Linked DNA regions of Homo sapiens: regions 2 and 3 are each linked to region 1. Evidence: read pairs that join two places in POLR2A ChIA-PET (ENCODE). Cell type or tissue: HepG2. All regions are shown on one strand.

Region 1 (2,500 bases):
TACACACTGGATTTCCATGACTAAGAATGAAAAGAGAATAAAAAAACTCATAATTTCTAATATATACTACATGTTTAAAGGATATTTTGGATATACTGAGTTAAATAAGAAATTACATTTACTTTTACCTAGTTTTTTTTTTCCCACTTTTTAAAATGTGATTACTAGAAAATTTGAAATTACACATGTGGCTCACATTATATTTCTATTGGACAATGCTGCTCTAAGGCCCCGAGACAATCTTGAGAACAAGGTGGGGAAAAGGCCATTCAGGCAAGTTATAGGTAAGGAAGAACTGAGGACAACTGGATTGTTCATCATTCCTTTAAAGTATTTAGTTAATTCATCAACAATATACTAGCTGATCCACATCCATTTAACCTTCACATTAAACCCTTTTCTCTGCATCTAAACTTCACAAAAGACAAAATTTTCAAATGTTTGACCAAGTAATAGGTGTCTGGTGATGCTTAATACAGTAACATATCACCAAGGTTCATATAATAAAAACATTAAGTGGCAGAATTAAAAACCAATTTCACCAAAATTAGAAATGGCAAAACTTATCTTGCATGCAGCATGTTTTCCTGCTTGCCTTCTAGCCCAGCATAGTATCGTGGACCTGCAGTACACCAAAGTGCCCAGTCACTTGCGATCTAATTCAACACACATCATGTACACAAACTCCTACTTCCAGAAGAGAATTGTTTAGGTTTTTCTGGCCTAAATTTTATGCAATGAATAAAAATTTAAATCTCTTCATCCATGATCTACTGCAGTTCAGGATCCTTGGCATCAGATGGTAGTGATAAAAACCGGATATTGGGGTGCTGCCGGTGGAGAAAAATGGAAGAAGCCAGAGGTCAGCAAGAAGGGGAGGCTAGTAGGAGAAAGAGAGATTAAAGAGAAACCTAAGAAGGTGAAAAAAAGAAAAGTTAGAGGGGCAGAGGAAATAAAATGTAGAAGAGATGAGAAAATATTCAACTGGATAGCAGGAGAAGGGGAAAACTGTAAGGAGGGTGGAAAGAAGAAAGACAAAAACCATATCCACTTTAAATGTGAGGAAACTGAGGCCCAGAAAGAGGTCAGGCAATTAGCCCAATGTCACTCAACTGGTCAGCAAAGGTGCCAGGGAGAAGAAGCCCCCCAGTTTCTGGTTCAGTGCTTTTTTGTGTTATGCCAAGCAGAGACCAAGAAAGAACATGCTGGGGATCAGCAGGAGGAGGCTGACAAGAGGTAGGAGCAAAGGCTTAGCAAGTGAGGCGTGGTGGAGATCCAGCAGGGCAGAGGTCAGCGGGTAGAATTCTGTTCAGCAACTCTTGCCTACAATGCAGCTTACACAACAGGTGGGGCACCCAAGCCAGTCATTTGGGGGTTTCCTGATAGTGTTTGTATTGTTTCCTTGTTTTAGCTGATGACTCCCAGAATGTCCTGACTGCAAGGAACATGTACTATGGACCCATCAGAAGTGAGCTCATTTTCTAAACATCTGTGTTGCCAACAGGCACACACCTAAAGTTTCCTCCTATGGCCACCTGTGGATCACCCTGACCTTCAAAGCTGGTAGCCAAAGTTCTGCTTCCACCCCCACCATCTGCAAGGTGGCACTTTTCAGTCTTGATGGATAAATGTTAAAAATCACAACCAACAATTCTTAATCATCCCTATGATTTTCAAAGGAAAACGCTACTGTATTGTCAAACTTTTTCTCTACAGGCTAAAATAAAAATAAATGACTACTGAAAAAAGCTACTTTTTACTTTTGTATAACATCTTCAATGATCTTTTTTTTAAAAAGTGCATAGAATTTGGAAGTCTTTTTCCCAAGACTTAACTCTTTCAAAAAAAAATAGTCTAACTTAGGGAAACAAAGCTAAAATGCTAGTTAGGAAAAACAGAATCCTGTTCAGATTCCACAGCTTTAATGATGCTAAGTAAAATATATACCTTCTTTGTTTTTGTTTTTTCTACTACTAATCCCATAAGTATGTAAGACTAGGTATACAGGGCTTTTTAAGAGGGTATAACGATTTATTTAAAACTTTCTAGCTAGAATTTGCTTATCTGAAGCTGTACTAAGCTGGTTCAACAGAAATACCTTTACACCACAAGCATGTTATTTTACCATAAAACATGAAAATAATTGTACTCCCCCCCAGTGGCCATACTATGGAAACACAACACCTTGCTCCTGGATTACCAATGAAGATGTGACAAAACTAAGTTTTGATTATTAAAAAATCATGAAAATATTTTATAACCTCAATTACAAAGAATTTCATAATACCCACCGGAATTCCTCTATAGTGAAGAACCTAAGTGCATTTCTGCATTTTCAAGACTCCTCATGACAAAGGGAACATGTAAAGGACCATGGCTCACCTGAAACAAATGTTTTCATTTAGAGCCAAATGGCTCTCACCATCTACACCAAAGCATATGAAGTGTTTCTTCTCCTAAATGGAATCACTTATAATTCACTGTTTATGAAAACAACCCC
Region 2 (2,500 bases), 250 kb after region 1:
ATTGTGTTCTAATAATACATTAGTTAAAGCCATTTTTAAAAATGTCTACTCTTCTTCCCAACAAGGATACTTATACAATTCTATTCAACTTATTATGCTTTATGTTCCATGCTTACCTATAATTCACCTGCAGTTGTGATATATGCTATAAGAAATTAATTATATGTTTATATTTTTCAGTTTTAATAATCTATTTTCCAACTGTATTTCACATAAATATGTTTCACCATTGGAAAATCATGTGTTGAGCACTGCAGTTTTAAATTTATTTCTATTAATATTTTTCATTCCTTGGCCAATTTTCCTATTTTTAAACGTAGTACAATCTGATTTGGAGGTTTGAAATTTTGTTCCTTTGTAGTGTTTTAAAGTCATGCTAAGGCATGCACCCTAATGAGCATTTTATAATGGAAAGAGCATATAATAGAAATAATTACTGTAAGAACTAGTATAGATATATTAAAGATTTTATGCATTGTTCTCCCCTGCCTTGGACAATAGTTTTTATTGTGCCTTTATATGTAAACAAGATCTGTCTATGGCTAATCTGGCCACTTCTACTACCTATGTACCACAAAAATTTATTTTTGGACCTAGTGGACCGTACAGAAGTTTGGTAACAACATTCATCTGGTTGAGTTTCAACACAGGATTACTTTCATCATTTACCCACTTGCTAAAACTCCCTTACTTTTTCTACTACTTTTGTTCCAAAGTTCTTAAAGTTTATAGATTTAACTGAGGTTTTACTAAGCACACATGACATGGCTAGCACTCTGCAAGGTATTGAGAGTACAAACAGAGTAAGTTACTCTTGGGAAGCATGTCCCCTTACCCGCTTACTATCAGGGCTTGCTCTTTTTCCTCAAGCAAATAATGAACTGTGTAGCACATGGCAGGACACTGAATAATAGACCCTGGTAAAGCCCCTCCAAACTTAACCTATGGCTCTCTGGCCCTTCAGGGATTACTGGGTAGCACTGCCAGCCCACAGCTTTAATGCTTTACTGAATCAACACTCTGTGAGGTAATGCAAAAAGAGGTGTTATGTGTTCAATGCTGACAAGTCATATGAATGGAAACTGTCCACGGATTCATCTACCATTCCTTCTCCAGAGGAAAGAAGAACTCAATCAAAGTCCATAATACATCTACAGGTGGCTGGTAGAGGCACTGATTTCAGTGGAATTAGGCCTTGCTGGAAATTCTGCAAGAGACCATACAGACTCTTTTTCCGGGAAGAATAACAACAAAAAAGTCAACATTTCAAGTAAATATTCCCACTCCAAATTATTAACACAGTCATTCTTATCAATAGTTAGTATGTTTCACAGATCAATATAGCACAGAGGCTGAAAGGTCAGGCTTTGAAGTTATACAGACATGCGTCACATTCCTACCTTTTCCTCTTACCCAGAATATGACCCTGGGCAGGTCACTAACCTTGCTAAGCTTCAGCTCACTCATCTGTAAAATGGAGGTGACAGTCATTACCTTGCAGCTAATGTTAATGAGAGATAATGTGAATAAAACACTTTGCAGAGAGCTTGGCTCATAGGACGTGCTCAATAAAGAAGAAGAAGAAGAATATAATGTTTATTATTATTGTTAAAAGTATACATTGAAAAACTTCTACTTAGCTAATGTAAAAGTAATATATGTTTACAAGCCAGTTTGGGAAGCAAGTCAAACATACAGGAAACAGTAGAGGAAAATCCCAAATTATGTAACATTGTTCACCGTACTAGGATGTTAAGCATGACATTCCCATTATTTTAGAATTGTGGGAGCTGTCCCAAAAGCTGGAAACGTTCATTGTCAAAACATCTATACAGGACATGTTACAAGATTGTGGAATTAATTTTGTGACCCCCTAGTTAATTATCCACCTCAGGAATTATAGGAGGTAAGAAGATCAATCTTTAGACCCAAGAGATTCTAGGGACACCAGCATCCAGAGTCGTTTGGGGAGAGTTGCCAGCGTGCCACACCCAGCCCACACACAGTGAGGAGTGGGCGGCGATTCTCACAGCATTTTGAAGCTATTGCTGTGCCACCTTCAGCTTGCACGGTTGCTACAGGAAAGCAGGCTGCCAGCCTAATTATTGTTCCATTGAAGACACTCCCTTTTTTTCTGGCAGCTTTTACCATTTCCCTTTTACCCTGCATGTTCTGCAGCTTCATTGTGATAGAACTTACTACAGATTTTATATATTTTATTTTTCCTGCTTGATAGTCAGAGTACACTCTCCATTTGAATGAAAAATTTGGTCTCTCTTTCAGTTTCAGAAAACTCTGTCATTATCTCTTTAAATTTTTTTTTTTTTTAGAGATGGGGGTTCACGCTGGATTGCCCAGGCTGGTCTCGAACTCCTGGCCTCAAGCAGTTCTCCCTCCTCAGCCTCCCAAAGTACTGGGATTACAGGTGTAAGCCACTGCGCCTGGCCCGACATACTTTTGATATTGTTTTTTCCATCATTCTCACTTTATCTTGTTCTGG
Region 3 (2,500 bases), 53 kb after region 1:
AACCTCTACCTCCTGGGATCAAGGGATCCTCCCACCTCAGCCTGTGGAGTAGCTGAGACTACAGGCACGTAGTCCCACACCTGGCTAATTGTCGTATTTTTTGCAGAGATGGGGTTTTACCATGTTGCCCAGGCTTGTCTCAAACTCCTGAACTCAAGTGATCTGCCCACCTTGCCCTCCCTAAATGCTGGGATTACAGGTATGAGCACCATCATGCCTAGCCAATATTTGTTAATTCGTTAACCAAACCTCTAAAAGCTCAATGAAGTTTTAGTTCTAGCCTAAAATCTATGCTGGTAAAACAGGATAAATTGGTGGCTTATTGCTCACATGTCAGAAGGCTCCTTTGTTTTATAAAAAGATTCAAGGCAGATTTCAAAAAGAATTAAGCTTCACTTTCAAAAATTCCTTTTATGTTCAGATTTTCAGGAACATGGAAACGGTATTACAGGAAGTGATCTACATCTTATCGCTCCCACATGTGCAGCATTTAATATGTAAAGATTGCTAAAGATGCTATGTCTCCCAAACTGTGTGTACTTCTCATTAAATGTTTTTCTGTCTCCTTTCATTGGGAAAAGCCATAAAATGGCAAGGCAGGTGAATAAACAGCAGTGACAATTCTTTTTTTTTTTTTTTTTTGAGACGGAGTCTCGCTCTGTCGCCCAGGCTAGATAGAGTGCAGTGGTGCGATCTCGGCTCATTGCAAGCTCCGCCTTCCGGGTTCATGCCATTCTCCTGCCTCCGAGTAGCTGGGACTACAGGTGCCCGCCACCACGCCAGGCTAATTTTTTGTATTTTTAGTAGGGACGGGGTTTCACCGTGTTAGCCAGGATGGTCTCGATCTCCTGACCTCGTGATCCGCCCGCCTCGGCCTCCCAAAGTGCTGCGATTACAGGCATGAGCTACCACGCCTGGCCTGTTTTATTTTATAATTGTATGAAGAATAAAGTAAATTAATGTTTATAATAACATATGGTATAGAAATTCCTAGGAGCTGAACTAAAGCAAACTAAAAAACAAACAAACAAACAAACAAACAAACAAAAAACTTATAATGAGTATTTGTGAGTTAGGCATATTTTATCTTTTAGTATAAAATACAAATATAATTTTGTATGGATATCTCTAGTTAATTTTCATTCATTGATTACTCCTTACATCACTTAAGTCAGCAGGTTCATTTCCTTTTGAAATATGCTGATGCAGAAAATAGCAACTAACTGAGCCAGTTTTGTGACCAAAGATAGCTAGTCACAGTGGAGCTAGTTGGGAACAGAGCACAAAGCCCTGACTCACCGTGTAGCCTTTCCTCGTTGTGAAACCTTTCTCCTTCCTGTTTACATTTTCACTTCAGCCAACATATATTGCGTACCTAGAAGGGGGCTAAACATAGCACAAGGTAGAAACCAATAAGGCCTGGGCTGTTTGGCTTTCCCTCCCAGGACTCATATAGTAGGATCTTCCCTCTAACACAATAAAGGAATTTGGATTTTGTGCAGCTGCGAAAGGACAAATGCCCACTGCAGGGCTAAAACTCCAAGCAGAAGTTATCAAGTGGAGGCAAACATTTTGCTTCTTGGAAGTTGCTCTTTATTAGACTTTGGTGGTAAAGATATGTTAGTTCCAACTACAGATTAAGATGTTTATGGTCTCTTACAACCATATTGTTTAGCATTTCGTGTTTGGACTTTTTGCAAGTAACTTACAAAAGAAATTGATTTTTTTACACAATAGCAAAGAGGATTTGTTCGTTTATTTATTGAGATGGAATCATTCTGTCGTCCAGGCTGGAGTACAGTGGAGTGATCCCGCCTCACTGCAACCTCTGCCTCCTCAGTTCAAGCGATTCTCCTGCCTCAGCCTCCCAAGCAGCTGGAATTACGGGCACCCGCCACCACACTCGGCTAATTTTTGTATTTTTAGTAGAGACGAGGTTTCACCATGTTGGCCAGGCTGGTCTCAAACTCCTGACCTCAGGTGATCCGCCCGCCTCGGCCTCCTGAAGTGCTGGGATTACAGGCGTGAGCCAGTGTGCCCCGCCTGTTTATTTATTTATTTTTTGAGATAGGATCTCTTCGGCTGGGCGCGGGCTCACGCCTGTAATCCCAGCACTTTGGGGGGCCGAGGCGGGTGGATCACGAGGTCAGGAGATCGAGACCATCCTGGCTAACAGGGTGAAACCCCGTCTCTGCTAAAAATACAAAAAATTAGCCGGGCATCATGGCGGGCGCCTGTAGTCCCAGATGCTCGGGAGGCTGACGCAGGAGAATGACGTGAACCCGGGAGGCGGAGCTTGCAGTGAGCCGAGATCGCGTCACCGCACTCCAGCCTGGGCGACAGAGCGAGACTCCGTGTCAAAAAATAAAAAAGAGAGATAGGATCTCGCTCTGTCACCCAGGCTAGAGTGCACTGGGGTGATAATGGCTCTCTGCAGTCTTGACCTCCCAGGCTCAAGCGATCCTCCACCTCAGCCCGCCTCAGCCTCCTGAATAGTTGG

Evidence for each region. Peaks named below come from ENCODE experiments on the same cell type or tissue, not always from the same donor. Only the 100,000 strongest peaks of a DNase experiment are listed, where the experiment ranks them.
Region 2: POLR2A ChIA-PET joins it to region 1 with 15 read pairs; 19 of 35 experiments call an interaction of 5 or more read pairs at or near these places.
Region 3: POLR2A ChIA-PET joins it to region 1 with 12 read pairs; 7 of 35 experiments call an interaction of 5 or more read pairs at or near these places.

Annotation. Positions count from the first base shown.
Region 1 is chr18:2,983,663-2,986,162 of GRCh38, forward strand. All of the region lies in intron 1 of LPIN2 (lipin 2), which reads right to left. LOC124904236 (a long non-coding RNA gene) reads left to right here. Exons shown (of 2, transcript XR_007066268.1): 2 at 1,412-1,748. Among named protein-coding and RNA genes, the nearest start is that of LPIN2-AS2, 18 kb to the left of the region's middle. In HepG2, a CTCF peak has its summit at 2,167 (motif pointing left); DNase peaks (open chromatin) are centred at 1,379 and 2,139; H3K4me3 peaks cover 229 bases.
Region 2 is chr18:3,232,610-3,235,109 of GRCh38, forward strand. It overlaps a transcript of MYOM1 not described here. Among named protein-coding and RNA genes, the nearest start is that of MYOM1, 14 kb to the left of the region's middle. In HepG2, no CTCF peak of the experiment used is centred here; DNase peaks (open chromatin) are centred at 615 and 1,282; H3K4me3 peaks cover 402 bases.
Region 3 is chr18:3,036,261-3,038,760 of GRCh38, forward strand. No RefSeq gene overlaps it. Among named protein-coding and RNA genes, the nearest start is that of LPIN2, 24 kb to the left of the region's middle. In HepG2, no CTCF peak of the experiment used is centred here; a DNase peak (open chromatin) is centred at 1,341.